Regions from separate parts of the Homo sapiens genome. Here region 1 is linked to region 2. A link is a contact called in ENCODE Hi-C or POLR2A ChIA-PET data. All regions are on one chromosome and are shown on one strand. Each heading gives the region's core, a stretch centred on a gene start or an enhancer-like site at or near the end of the contact. The rest is flanking DNA. Distances are from core to core; before and after follow the strand shown. Region 1 holds the start of CRIP3 (cysteine rich protein 3). Region 2 holds the start of PPP2R5D (protein phosphatase 2 regulatory subunit B'delta).

Region 1 (6,275 bases), core at 3,087-5,586, 320 kb after region 2:
GTGTGCACACTCAAGTATGCCTACACATCAGGGGTGTGTACAAGCATGTGTGTGAGTCACTTGTACAGGCGTTTGTATACCAGGAACTGGGGTGAGCCCTGGGACAGCCCTGATGGGGCAGGCTGGGGTGGTAGGCTCGGGGATTAAACCCCACCATTGCTCACAACTCCTTCCTCCCTAGTGCCCCAACCAGTCTTCAGGAGGAAGAGATGCCCATGAAGCAGGTCCAGAACTAAGTGGGAGTGGAGGCAGGCCCTCCACAGAAGCTCTGCAGCAGGGGCTGGGAGAGCAGAAGGGCAGGCCCTGCAACTCAGGCTGGGAGTATCGAACCCTCTGCCTAGGGCCGGAGTTGCTGCCAGTACCCGCTCCCTCTGCTCATCCATCCTTGATTATTTGGCTTCTAGGAACAGTTGACTTCCCAGAATGCAGTGGGCTGCTGGGCACCCCTCTCACGGTTGGGGAGGATTCTGTAAATAAAGGTGCCCCTTGGGTTGGGGCAGTGGTGACGAGCTGTGGGAAGAGCCCTGGATAGGAAGCCACTGAGTCTGCCCTGGGCTCTGATAAAACCTTCACCATTAACTTGCTGTGTGACCTTGGGCATGTGGCTTTCCCTCTCTGGGCCTCAGTCTGTTCATCTCCCAAATGGATAATGAAGCCTCTTGGGAGGCCCTACCATAGGATCTGTTGCCATGCTCAAATGAGTTACTGAATAAGGTGCTTCTGCTTCTTCTAGAGATGGTGCTAAAGAAAGGACTAGCATATGAGACTTCTGGTACCAATGGGGCTGGTGGGCATGCTGTCCACTGTGTGGTGCTAGGACTGCCAATGCCAGGCCCAAGGGACAAAAAGAACAGAGCTTTTTGTTCTCATGGCTGGCCCTGCTACCTCCGAGGCACCCTGCAGGGCAATGCATGTCATCCCAACCCCCACACTCCCCATCCTCCAACCCACTGGTCTCATGCCCAAAGAAGAGTTGAAGGCATGGGAGCCAACATTTTATTGAAGAAGCCACAGAGGCTGAAATTCAATAAACACAAGTTTTATGAGTACCTTGAAGCTCCAGAATGTGCTGGGGAAAGGGGTTGTGATGGCCAGGAGGAGGATACCCTTCAAAACGGGCTGTTCCCTAACCAGATAGAAATGGGAAAGGGAAAAAATTGGCAGAGAAAGTCTAGACTCTCTGGCCTACCATGGAGCCTAGGCCCAGGCCCCCAAGATCCCACCTTCCCCAACCCCCATGGGACTGGAGATTTTTGTAGCTTCCATTGGACCATGAGGGGCATGATGGGAGGCCTGAGTTAGGGTGACCTTTTTTGTGAGCGTCTCATTTGAATTTTATCTTCACTGGGTCATAGATGTAGCAGCCCACATCGCCAATGTTCACACCTGAGAGAGAGAGCCCTATCACCAAAGGCCCTGGGTCTGTGGTGCAGGGTTCAGGCCTAGAGGGAACTTGGTGGGGGGGCCAGGGTATGCTTAACCACAGGGGAAGTTGTCCACACATACCCACAGACCATGTACATGCCATACTTCAGGCATGTACATGCCATCCCAGTGTCTGGGATGGGGCTGCCCACCTTTGGGGCCAAACAGGTAGCCGTAGCAGGGGACGTGGCAGTAGGGGACTCCATCATGCTGAGACACAGAGAGAAAGAGAGCTGTCTCAGCCTGGTTCTCTTCCCATCTCCAGCCTCCTCCCAACATAACCACTCATTCCTGCCCTGCTCACCTCAGCATGACTCCCAGCAGTCAGGGTCTTGTGGCAACGCTGGCACCTCAGACACGGTCGGTGCCAATTTCTGCCTAATGACATCACCTTCTCAGCTGGTGGTGGAAAGAAGTGGTAATGCTTCCATTCTAGGGGTAGAGTAGGGAGACCTACCTGCCTTGGATCACCTCCCTCCCCCTTGCTGCCCACCCTGTATCCCCCTCCCCAAGTTTTCCACTGTTACTTACCAAAATAGACGGGCTCCCCACAGCCAGGGCACAGCGAGGTCTCCCCAGTGAATGTCTTCATATGGGGAGGGCCTTTAAAGGGGAAGAGGCCCTGGCTATGTCTGAGGTGGAGATGCCCACCAGCACCTGCCTGCATATGGTGCTGTCCTCTTTCAAAAGCCATGCTCATTCCAGAGTGCCCCACCCAGGCGCCCAAGAGTCTGCCTTCTACAGGCCCAGAGCTGAGCCCCCTCTGACTCCACCTCCTGCCCCATCCCTATGTGTATTAGGGACTATCTGCTTCCTTCTCCTGCTTCCTTTTCATCCTCCCAGGGGCTCACGTACCCACCATCCCAACCCTGTTAGCAACTCAATCCTCAGGAAACTTGAGCTGATATAGGAGCTGGCCACAGCACGGGTGTCAGGTGTTGGGGAGCACAGTGTCATTGCCTACTTCAGGGAATGGAGGGAAAGAACAGGGACCAGAGGAGAAAAGTTGAAGAATATGAGAGGCTGGCCTTATCCCAATGACTCCTCTCCTTTAGATCATTCCTTCCATGGCCCTGGCCTGGGACAGACCTAAGTTCCTGGCCAGCTTTGCCTCTGACTAGCTTTGTGGATGGACAGTCATTTGCCCTGTCTGGATCTCACTTTCCTCACCTGTAACACACGAGGAGAGGGGATAATGCCATCTGCCCAATTAACCTCTTTTTTTTTTTTTTTTTTTTTTTTTGAGATGGAGTCTCGCTCTGTTGCCCAGGCTGGAGTGCAATGGCATGACCTTGACTCACTGCAACCTCCGCCTCCTGGGTTCAAATGATTCTCCTGCCTCAGCCTCCCAAGTAGCTGGGATTACAGGCATGAGCCACCACACCTGGCTAATTTTTGTATTTTTAGTAGAGATGGGATTTCACCATGCTGGCCAGGCTGGTCTCGAACTCCTGACCTCATGATCCACCTGCCTCGGCCTCCCAACAATTTACCTCTTAACTCAGCAGCTCACATGAGGGAATAGAAAGAAAGAAAGAAAAAAAAAGCGGGGAGTAGATAGAGAAGACTTTGCCAAGAATGAAGTTGTGAGAATGTGAAGCAGAGGGCTGGATAGGAGACTGCCACCTGGCCCAACCTCCGCTCCAGCTTGGGGAAGGGTCGGGAGGAGGACTGGGAGGAGCTGAGCCCAGCCTTACTTTTCTTGCCTTGGGGGAGGCCAGTCCTTGGCCTGGGAGGGCTGAAGCTGCTGGGGCTGAGAGGAGTGGTGCAGCCAGGGCTGGGAGTGGGGGGATTGTACAAGTAGGAGCCTACACCACCAATGTTCACCCCTGAAGAGAGAATAGGGGAGGTCAGGCTTGAGCCCCCAGCTCCCAGCCACAAGGAGGGTTCTGCTGACCCATGGCCCCTTAAGGCTGGTACTTACCCCTGGGTCCAAAGAGAGCCCCATAGCATGGCTTGTGGCAGTATGGCCTCCCATTGTGCTGGGCACAAGCAGAGGGAAGTGGGTTACTCAAGGCCAGCGGGAGCCATGCCCCACAGGCCTTCACCCCAGACAGGCTGCCAGGTGTGTCTGTCCACTGGCTGAGTCTGGTGGGCCTGGGAGGGGTGGGGGATGGGCTGGCATGCCAGCATTTCCACTGTGGTCAAGGGAGGAAGAGCAAGAGCAGCTCAGAAGGTGACGCTGCTTCCCACTCACCCTGATCCCCAAAACCATGGGATCCACAGTCACGACCCAGGTTCCCAAATTCCTGGCTGGTGTGGGGTCCACCAGGTGGGCGGCCTTGGGGTTGGCTACTGAGGTTCCCTTTGGCAGGCCTCCAGTGCTGAAGTTGGGGGCTGGTGCCTGGGGGGTGGGAGGCAGTGATGTAAACAGGGCAGTGCTCCCTGGCCAGGTCTTACCTCTGCATGCCCGCCAGGGGACAGGATGCTGTGGCAGCGCTCACATTTCAGGCAGAAGCGGTGCCAGTTCTTGCCCAGGGAGCTCACCTTCTCAGCTGTGGAGGACAAAGTGGAACCGAGCTGCGAGGAGCCTGTCCAAGCATAGGGCCCCTCCTTTCCCTCTTCGGCCCTCTAGGGAATTAGGTTGGCCTGCCCTGCTTCCTGGAGATGAGTGTCTCCAGGAGGCCAGCTCCATCCCGCTCCGGTTTCACACTCCCCACAGAGCTCTCAGAGGAAGGGAGAAGACCCGAGTGGGAGCGGGTGGTGCGGAGACTACCAGCCGCTGCAGGTGAAAAGGGTGTCTGGGACTACACTGTGGCTAGCCCTCCGCGTCCTCAGGGAATCCAGCGGCTCCCATTCGCCCCATCTTCTCCCCCTCCGCAGCCCGGGCCTCACCGAAGAAAACAGGTTGCTGGCAACGCGGACAGGTCCAGCTCATAGCTCCGCTCCAGGCAGCGCACGCGGCACACAGTAGGTACGCCGCTGCGGCTCAGTTCCGCCCCCTCCGCAGGCTCCACCCACGGCTCAGCTTTGAGCCTCCCTGGGCGGAATCCGCGGTTCCTCGGCGCTCATTGGTTATCAGAAATTTAGAACCACTCCACTTGGGAGACAAAGGGCTATTTCGCTGTTACTTCAAAGAGCATTAAAGCCTCGGTCAGACCCACGGGGAGGAGAGAGGATCTTGAAGCCGTGGACTCCAGACTAGGAAGGCACATGTGTAACGAAGACACCTGGACAGGGAGCTCTACTAGTTTCTGGAGCGGTAAGGACAGGAAAAATGTCCACAGTGCAGACATCATTAAAACACTACTCTCTCCAAAGCGAGGGAGTAGGCATTCTTTGAAATGCAAAATTCCACCTTGGCAGTATAGCAAGTGGTTGAAAGCAACAAAATCTGGAGCCCGTCTCTGGTACCCTACTCTTTGACTTCAGGCAAATTACTGAACCTCCCTCTCTGCCTCCATTTTCTCATCTGTGCAATGAGTATGATAACAGTCTCTGCCTCATAGGATTGTTATGAGAGTTAAATAGGTTAATACATGTAGAGTGCCCAAACAGCGCCTGGCATGTAAACGCTGTAACAGCTATAGCTATCACTATGATGGATCCCTTAATGAACTCAAGACTCGGTTTGGAAGCCTCAGAACATGGTCTGTATACAATCGTTTACTCCTAAAGCTGTAGGGTGGCTGGACACAGTGGCTGACACCTGTAATCCCAGCACTTTGGGAGGCCAAGGTGGGCGGATCGCCTGAGGTCAGGAGTCCAAGACCAGCCTGGCCATCGAGGCGAAACTGCGTCTCTACTAAAAATACAAAAATTAGCTGGGCGTGGTGGCGCATGCCTGTAATCTCAGCTACTCGGGAGGCTGAGGCAGGAGAATCGCATGAACCGGGAGGTGTGGAGGTTGCAGTGAGCCGAGATCGCACCACTGTACTCCAGCCTGGGGGACAAGAGCGAGACTCCATCTCAAAATAAATAAATAAATAAAAATGAAAACCAACTACACATTTCTAATCTGGTTTGCTTTAAAATTTTTAAATATTTGTGTTTTTAATGAATGTATTTATTTGAGGCAGGGTCTCTGTTGCCCAGGCTGGAATGTAGTGGTGCATCGTAGCTCACTGCAGTCTCCACCTGCCCGGCTCAAGCGATCCTCTCACTTTAGCCTCTGGAGTAGCTGGGACTACAGACACATGCCACCACACCTGGCTAATTTTTGTATTTTTTGTAGAGATGGGGTTTTGCCATGTTGCCCAGGCTGGTCTCGAATTTCTGGGCTCAAGCGATCCACCTGCCTGGGCCTCCCTAAGTGCTGGGATTACAGGTATATGCCCCCATGCCCAGATAAATATTTGTTAAAAGTAGTTCAATAGACTCTCTGGCACCATTAAAGAGATCCTGGGGACTGCCCAGTCTGTGGGCTGTAATGTTGATGGCCGCCACCCTCATGACATCATAGATGATATCAACAGTGGTTCTGTGGAATGCCCAGCCAGTTAAGCACAAAGGAAAATATTTCAATAAAGGATCATTTGACAACTGGTGGAAAAAAAAAAAAGTAGTTCAATAGTGCTTCAAAGGATATTTCAAGAAATTTAAATCCAGAGAATGGAAGAAATATTTGCAAATCTGATAAGGATCTAGTAACCAGATTATATAAATAACTTATAATGCAATAACAAAAAGACAACCCAATTAAAAGTGAGCAAAGTATTTGAATAGATGTTTTTCTAGAGATACACAAATGGCCAATAAGCACATGAAGAGATGCTGAATATCAATAGTCATTAGGGAAATGCAAATTAGGACCACAATGAGATACCATTTTATACTGACTAGGATGGTTATAATTAAAGAGACAAATATTGGCAAGAATGTGGCAAAATTGGATCCCTCATACATTGTTG
Region 2 (6,973 bases), core at 418-2,917:
GCGTGAGCCACCGCGCCCGGCCTCCATTGTATCATTCTCATGCCTTTGCATCACAGGTTTCTTCTTTTTTTTTTGTAGACGGAGTCTTGCTCTGTCGCCCAGGCTGGAGCGCAGTGGCATGATCTCGGCTCACTGCAACCTCCACCTACCGGGGTCAAGTAATTCTCCTGCCTCAGCCTCCTACCGGGTTCAAGTGATTCTCCTGCTTCAGTCTCCCGAGTAGCTGGGACTACAGGCGCGCGCCACCACGCCCCGCTAATTTTTGTATTTTTCATAGAGGCATGGTTTCACCATGTTGGCCGGGATGGCCTCGATCTCTTGACTCGTGATCCGCCCACCTCGGCCTCCCAAAGTGCTGGGATTACAGGCGTGAGCCACCGCACCCTGTCTAATTTTTGTATTTTTAGTAGAAATGGGGTTTCACCACTATGGTCAGGCTGGTCTCAAACTCCTGACCTCGTGATCTGCCCACTTTGGTCTCCCAAAGTGTTGGGACTACAGGCGTGAGCCACCGAGCCTGGCCACAGGTTTATTCTTTTTGTCGTCATTGTTGCTGTTTTGAGACAGAGTCTTGCTCTGTCGCCCAGGCTGGAGTGCAGTGGTGTGATCTCGGCTCACTGCAACCTCCGTCTCCCGGGTTCAAGTGATTCTCCTGCCTCAGCCTCCCGAGTAGCTGGGATTACAGGCGTGCACCACCACACCCAGCTAATTTTTGTATTTTTAATAGAGACGGGGTTTCGCCATGTTGGCCAGGCTGGTCTCGAACCTCTGACCTCAGGTGATCCTCCTGCCTCAGCCTCCCAAAGTGTTGGGATTACAGGCGTGAGACACCGTGCCTGCCTGGTTTACATTCTCTCTTAATCCTTTGTTTATACACATCTGTGATTCACCAGACTGCGAACTCTTTGTGGGCATAAACTGAGTCTTACCCATTAGAACACGGACTTGAGCAGGGTGGCAAGTAAGGGATGGATTTCCTGAGACAGTCAACAATGAAGTTGCTTTTCCACTGCGTTCCCAACTGCTCAAATCTAGCTGGTTCCCCAATCCCAGTACACTTGCAGTAGCAACGGGGACCCTCTTCCTAAAGTTGCACCAAGCCAGGGATTCTCCACTCATTTCGCCCAGGTCCTAGCCCTGCCAGGCTTCCCCTTTGCTCCTCTGCAACCCCTGTCTAGGGAGGCGGGTGTCTTGGAAGGTCCTTGGGAGCTCCCTCCATCAATTTTGCATCTGCAATTAGGGCTACTTTACCCCAGTGAAGAAAGGTGCCCTCCGTATTAGGGCTTCCTTCCTCCAATTCCGACTGGACAGGGTAGCAGAGCGGGCAAAGTGTGAGAGCCTTTAGAAGGAAAGAGCAGGGCTCCAAGCGCCGCGAAGAATGGCCGAGGCCGACGCACAGCAGACGCTGGAGTGCAGCCCTCCTAGCCAAGCTTGGGTTTCCCCTTATCCCCGCCTCCTTCTCTAAGCTCGACCCACTTTAGGGCGGGACCACCCACTTCAGCCAATTCTGGAAGCCGAACCCTGGCGGTTTGTACTATTTCTTTCCAATAAGAAAAAAAGGAAGCAGCTTGGCTCCAATGACCAATCCGAGGAGGCGGCGCCTGGTTGTCAGGCAGTTTTGTAGGAGTTCGGGCCAATTGGAGGCGCAGGCACCGCTCGACCCGGGCGCAGCGCGCAGGCGGTGGCGAAGAGACGCCGAGCGGGCCGAGTGCGGCCGAGCAAAGCCGGAGCCGGAGCGGGGCCGCAGGAGACGGGCCGGGTCCGGACGGGCCGAGATGCCCTATAAACTGAAAAAGGAGAAGGTGAGCGTGGCCCTTTTTCCCCCACCGCCGCCTTGGAGCCTGCGCGGAGCTCTGGGAGGGGCCGGAGCCAGGCCCGGGACAGCCCCAGACTGACCCTCCCGTCCAGCCCCCGCAGGACTCCTGGGGCCAGCCCTCCGCCCCCGCGGCTGGCAGCACCCCCAGCTTGTGCCGCAGCTAGGACAGCTCCCCCACCTTGCCCCGGAGAGACTCCCCCCACATACACCTCCCTCCCTTCTTCCCTTCTCTTACCCCCGGCCCAGGGTAACCTCCTTCTTCCAGATCTGCCCCATTCCCAGGTCACTGTCCTGCTTTTTCTGTCCCCCCCATCACCCCTGGCCCCGATCCCCCTTCGGTTTGGGCAGCCCCTCATCTGAAACTGCACCTTCCTCCAGAATTGCCCCCTCGCCCCGCCCTGAGCAGCCCCTTGTCTCCTCTTCCTACCCGCCTGGGACAGCCGCCCCGCAGTCCCCTACGGCCCCTTCTCTTTCCATGCCAAGCCCCTGACCTAGAACAGCGCTGCTTTCTCTCTCCTCCACCCAAATCTGGCCTAGGCCCCTCCCTCTAGTTCTTCCTTCACACACAAACTTGTAAGCAGGACTGAGCCCTTCTGTTGATGGAACCTCACAACGTTGGTGCTGGAAGGGACCTCTGAGCGCATGCAGTGCAATCCCTAATGGTACAGATGAGGAGACTGAGGCCCCGACAGGGCAAGGGACTTGTCCAAGGTCACACAGCCTGCTGGAGGCCCAGCTGCAATATCAGGTCTCCTGACTTAAAGGCCTCTTTTGTATCAAAGCCCTCCTAACTGTCACCCAAGTGCATCCTAGACCAGTCACCTTTCCTAATCTGAGTAGGCTCCTCACCCTTATTCTTAATCCTAGGATAACCTTTGCATTTTTCCTTTTTTTTTTTCTTTTCGCACCAGTGCTGGATTTCTGCCTTTCCTAAGCTACACCATCTTCAAATTGGGAATTTGTCCTCACTGTCAGATTATTGTTCCTTCTTAGCCTGCAGGCCAGCCACCCCTGAACACCCATGTCTTTATCATGATGTCCTGACACAGGCCATTTCTTTTTTTTTTTTTTTTTTTGAGATGGAATTTTGCTCTTGTTGCCCAGGCTGGAGTGCAATGGCGCGATCTCGGCTCACCACAACCTCTGCCTTCTAGCTTCAAGCGATTCTCCTGCCTCAGCCTCCCAAGTAGCTGGAATTACAGGCATGCGCCACCACATCCGGCTAATTTTGTATTTTTAGTAGAGACGGGGTTTCTCCATGTTGATCAGGCTGGTCTTGAACTCCTGACCTCAGGTGATCTGACCCCCTCGGCCTCCCAAAGTGCTGGGATTACAGGTGTGAGCCACCGTGCCTGGCCCACAGGCCAGTTCTTAATGTTGCCTTCTTTCACCTTCCTCATCTACCTCGGTGCTGCCTTCCCCTGCTCCTCATCCGTGCCTTTTTCTACCCTCTGTTTCCTGCTGTTGCTGAGGTCTGACTCAGAGGTGTGGTTCCTTTGAGGTACAGACTCACACATAGGATGCTAGGATACCAGTTCCAGCCTCCCCCAGCTTCTCCTCTCCTGGGGCTGGCCCTTTTTGGTGGGGGTTGGCTCTGGCCTGGTGTTCTGGCCACCTGCTCGATGACCCCAGAGGTATATTGCTTTCATTTGCCCTCTGATTGGCTGGGTTACTGGGCTGCCATCTCTGACCTTTTCAATCAAACTTTTTCTCCTGGGGCTGTTCTGTATTTGCCAGGCAGCTCTGATTCTGAGTTGTCCCCTTAACCTTTCAGGGCCTGAGGTTCTAAGTACAGGGTTGGTGATGGTGTACTAGATAGTGAGCCTCCTGGGAGTAGTGAGCTGGACAGGGTTTTGTGCCCCACCCAGGCCCTGTCCTTGGGGAGTGGGCATGCGGAGGTGGTTTGGGTAGCTCAGTCGTAGACAATGCACACAGAAATCAGCCACAACAGGGGCTAAGGGAAATGGAATTCGGGGAAAGCTGGTGAGGTCCCCACCCATTTGTAATTTTTAGTCTGTTGGACTAGATACTGTCCCATCCACAGAAAGCAATAGCCTACTAGATTGTGAAGAAGACAAATTGCCAGTGAGATTTGCTAGGACCATGGGTGTAAACGTTTGGTTGGGAAAGGGTGTTGGAAGTAACGGGGTGCATGGAGCCAGGCATAACTCTCACCTCCCTATAAGGTTTTTCTGCTCTTGATTTTCAGTTGCATTTGGCCTTCTTCAATGGTTGGCAGGCTCTAAGGGGCAGGGGGGTTGCCAGTGTGACTGAGGTTTGTCTGGATGGCTGTGGGTGGAGGATCTTTATTGCTCATCTATGACCTGTCCCCTCTCTCCTGGCCATCTTTCACAGCTTCCTCTCTAAAGCCTTTCTGAGCCCTCAGTCAGGAGTGAACTCTCCTTTCTTTTCTGGATTTGCAGAACACTTAGTAGGCCACTTATGGTCCTTTTGTGTTTGGCCTTGGATGGGAATTAATTGTGGACAAGACTTTTCTTCCCCTTTGAGATAATAACTAAGTTTCATTTTGGTTTGACAACTCCTTTTCACACGGTAAGTACGTGCTTAGTGGATAGGTGCTAAGATAATCTCTTGGAGGGATTCGCATCTCTCCTCTTCCTTCATGTTCTCCTCTGGGACTTACCTCTTTTATTTTCCTGAGTAGGGTGCCCCTGCCCCCTCCGATTTTTTTCTTGTTCATAATAATAGTAATAACATTGACCAGCACTACGGTTTTCATGTGCCTTAACACTGTGCTGAGGGAAGAGGGTATTATGATTGTCATCATCTAATAGATGAGGAAACTGAGGCTCAGAGAGGCTAGTTAACTTGCCTGTGATTACACAGCCAGTAAGAGTTGGGCCCAAAACACAGGGCTGAGTCCAAACATGTTCTTTTAACCTCTGTGCTACACAGCATTTGACTACTGAGCTGGGCTGAAATGTGTGTGCTTCACCTGTTCTGCAGGAGCCAGGGAGCAAGGGTGGTAGGCCTGGTTCCTCCATGCCCACTCACACCCACACACTAAGGCAGCTGGATCTCTCTTAGGCTCATTCTTTGAAAGATACGTCTGAGGCATCATGCTGAGTGCTGTAGGGTGGGTGGAGGGGTACAAAAAAGAATAAGCAGCTTATGGTCTAATAGATTGGAGATGTATGAAGATGGGTCAGCTTTGTTCAAGGGGTTCATGTCTGGGGTGTGTGCAGACACCTCAATGTTGTGTCCTGCCTGCACCCTGCCCCCGGCCTATTTCTCTCCACCCCATGCTCTCAGCCACTGATAAGGGTCAGTGTGGCCAGCTGGGTTAGTATACAGCAGGAGCGTGCTCAGGCCAAAGAAGGAACTCCTTCCCCCTACTGCATGGAGCTGCTCTACACCACACCTTTCTTCCTCCCCACCTCCAAGAAGCCTTCCCCCTACTCCAGCCCACACAGAGCTCTCTTCTCCCTGAAATCCTTTTGCCCCCATAGTCACAATAACTCGATTTAACACTTCTCACTGAAGGGGCTTGGCTGCTATTGAATTGCACAATCTCAGAGCTGGAAGTGATTTCCAAGATCCTCCAGTCCTCATTAAAGGCTTGAATTTCTTTTGCAACATGCCTTACAGGAGGTCACCAAGCCCCTGCTTGAATGTTCTCAGGGGTTGGGGAGCTTTCGGCTTCACTAGGTGGCCAGTTTTAGTGCAATTGCTCCATGATAAAATTCTTCCTTGTTTGGAGCTTCAGGTGGCTTGCAACTTCAGCCCATTGCTCTCGTGCCTCTGGTCCATATGGACAAGTTGCATCCAAGGCATCCAAGTTGCATCTTCATTTGTTTAAGATCCATCTTGCTTCTCCATCCCTCATGACTCCTCCCTTCCATTGTTAACTATCCCAGTTCCTGCAGCTGTTGGTCTTGGGACATGCCTTTGAATCCACTCCCAGTATGGGTTGCATTTCCCTCTAAGAAACACTAGGATTTGTCATGGCCCCTCCCAAGCCTGATGCTCATGACTGAACCAGATCCTCCAGGATAGCCCTGTCAGTGCCAAGCAGTCTGCACAGGTCTTTTAACAAGATGGAAGGTCACATGAGCTGCACATGGATGATTTGTGTTGAGCTTGCAGTCAGACCTAAATCCCCAAGTCTTTTTCACATTTTCCCTATCCTGTCCCTGTGCAGTTGCTTTTTTTGGCTCGAAGCATAGGAAGAGATGCTGGGCAGGCCAGGGCTCTGAGCCAGCTGCCAGGTTCCCAAAGGAGACTTCAGACTAGTGCTCACTCTTTGTAACAGTTCAGGGTTTTACCCCCATCCCTGTCTTAGTGCTTGTCAACTGAGGTGCTCTTGGCATTTTGAGTGGGACAGTTCTGTACCTGTTAGCATTCCTGGGCCTTACTGATTAAATGCTGAGTAGCACCCTCTTGTCTGTGCGCTATTTGTGACATCCAAAAATTGCCTCCCAGTCTTTCCAGGTGGCTGTGAGGGGAGAGTGGTGACTCCCTGCACTCCAGCATGAAAGCCTCCGGCACACCTTTGACCACTTTAGCCAGAAACCAGTGAGCAGCTGTTCCCTGATGCTTTTTCTTTAAGCCTCCTCACCCTGGTTCTGACCTGAGCAAAGGCCCTCCCAGGCCCAACCTCTGCACCAGCCTGATGAGGTGAAAGATGGAGCATTCTCACGCTGAATTAGTGTGTGTTTGGGGTGACTTCCTAACCAGATTCTAAACTCTTTGGAGGGGCTGAATCTCCTTCTGCGTAGATCCCTCCACCCACCCCAGCTCCGCACAAGGTAGATTCTAATTGATTGATTCAACTGGACAGAGGATATTTGCAACAAAGATCTAAGGGAGCCAGATAAGACCTCTCCCTTCTCCTGGCATCTGCTAACTTTACTTTCATCTTTTCCTTTCAGGAGCCCCCCAAGGTTGCCAAATGCACAGCCAAGCCTAGCAGCTCGGGCAAGGATGGTGGAGGCGAGAACACTGAGGAGGTAATGAATGTAGGCGTAGCCTTAGATGTGGTGCAGGTGCCACCCGCAACTCCATGATGGCTAGTTGGGTAGGGGATCCCAGGGGGTGAGGCAGAAGGGAAGGCTTCCATATCCTGGGAGGGACCTGGACAGCCCATCCAGACTGCCCTCAGGCAGGATTTACCTTTGGTTGGTATAGACCAAATAC

Evidence for each region. Hi-C counts contacts between places; a loop is a spot of excess contacts on that map. ChIA-PET counts read pairs that join two places held with the same protein, here RNA polymerase II (POLR2A). Pooled maps may share reads with other maps.
Region 1: a loop to region 2 is called in a pooled map, with 4 times the contacts of the local background. The contact joins the promoter of CRIP3 here to the promoter of PPP2R5D in region 2. A Hi-C loop is called at or near these places in 2 of 50 pooled maps. POLR2A ChIA-PET finds 5 or more read pairs at or near these places in 2 of 52 experiments (H1 and activated CD4-positive, alpha-beta T cell).

What each region holds. Positions count from the first base shown.
Region 1 is chr6:43,304,490-43,310,764 of GRCh38, forward strand. It overlaps CRIP3 (cysteine rich protein 3), which reads right to left and starts at 4,337. Exons shown (of 8, transcript NM_206922.3): 1 at 4,261-4,337; 2 at 3,826-3,920; 3 at 3,350-3,407; 4 at 3,123-3,254; 5 at 1,957-2,028; 6 at 1,730-1,824; 7 at 1,578-1,635; 8 at 983-1,386. The coding sequence starts at 4,303. The coding sequence ends at 1,325. SLC22A7 (solute carrier family 22 member 7) reads left to right here. Exons shown (of 11, transcript NM_153320.2): 11 at 182-1,049. The coding sequence ends at 236. It also overlaps the pseudogene RPL12P47. RefSeq lists an enhancer at 2,997-3,854.
Region 2 is chr6:42,982,903-42,989,875 of GRCh38, forward strand. It overlaps PPP2R5D (protein phosphatase 2 regulatory subunit B'delta), which reads left to right and starts at 1,668. Exons shown (of 16, transcript NM_006245.4): 1 at 1,668-1,802; 2 at 6,709-6,786. The coding sequence starts at 1,776. LOC124900215 (a long non-coding RNA gene) reads right to left here and starts at 1,412. Exons shown (of 2, transcript XR_007059580.1): 1 at 930-1,412. RefSeq lists an enhancer at 1,447-1,566 and silencers at 1,717-1,786, 1,877-2,026, 5,669-5,963.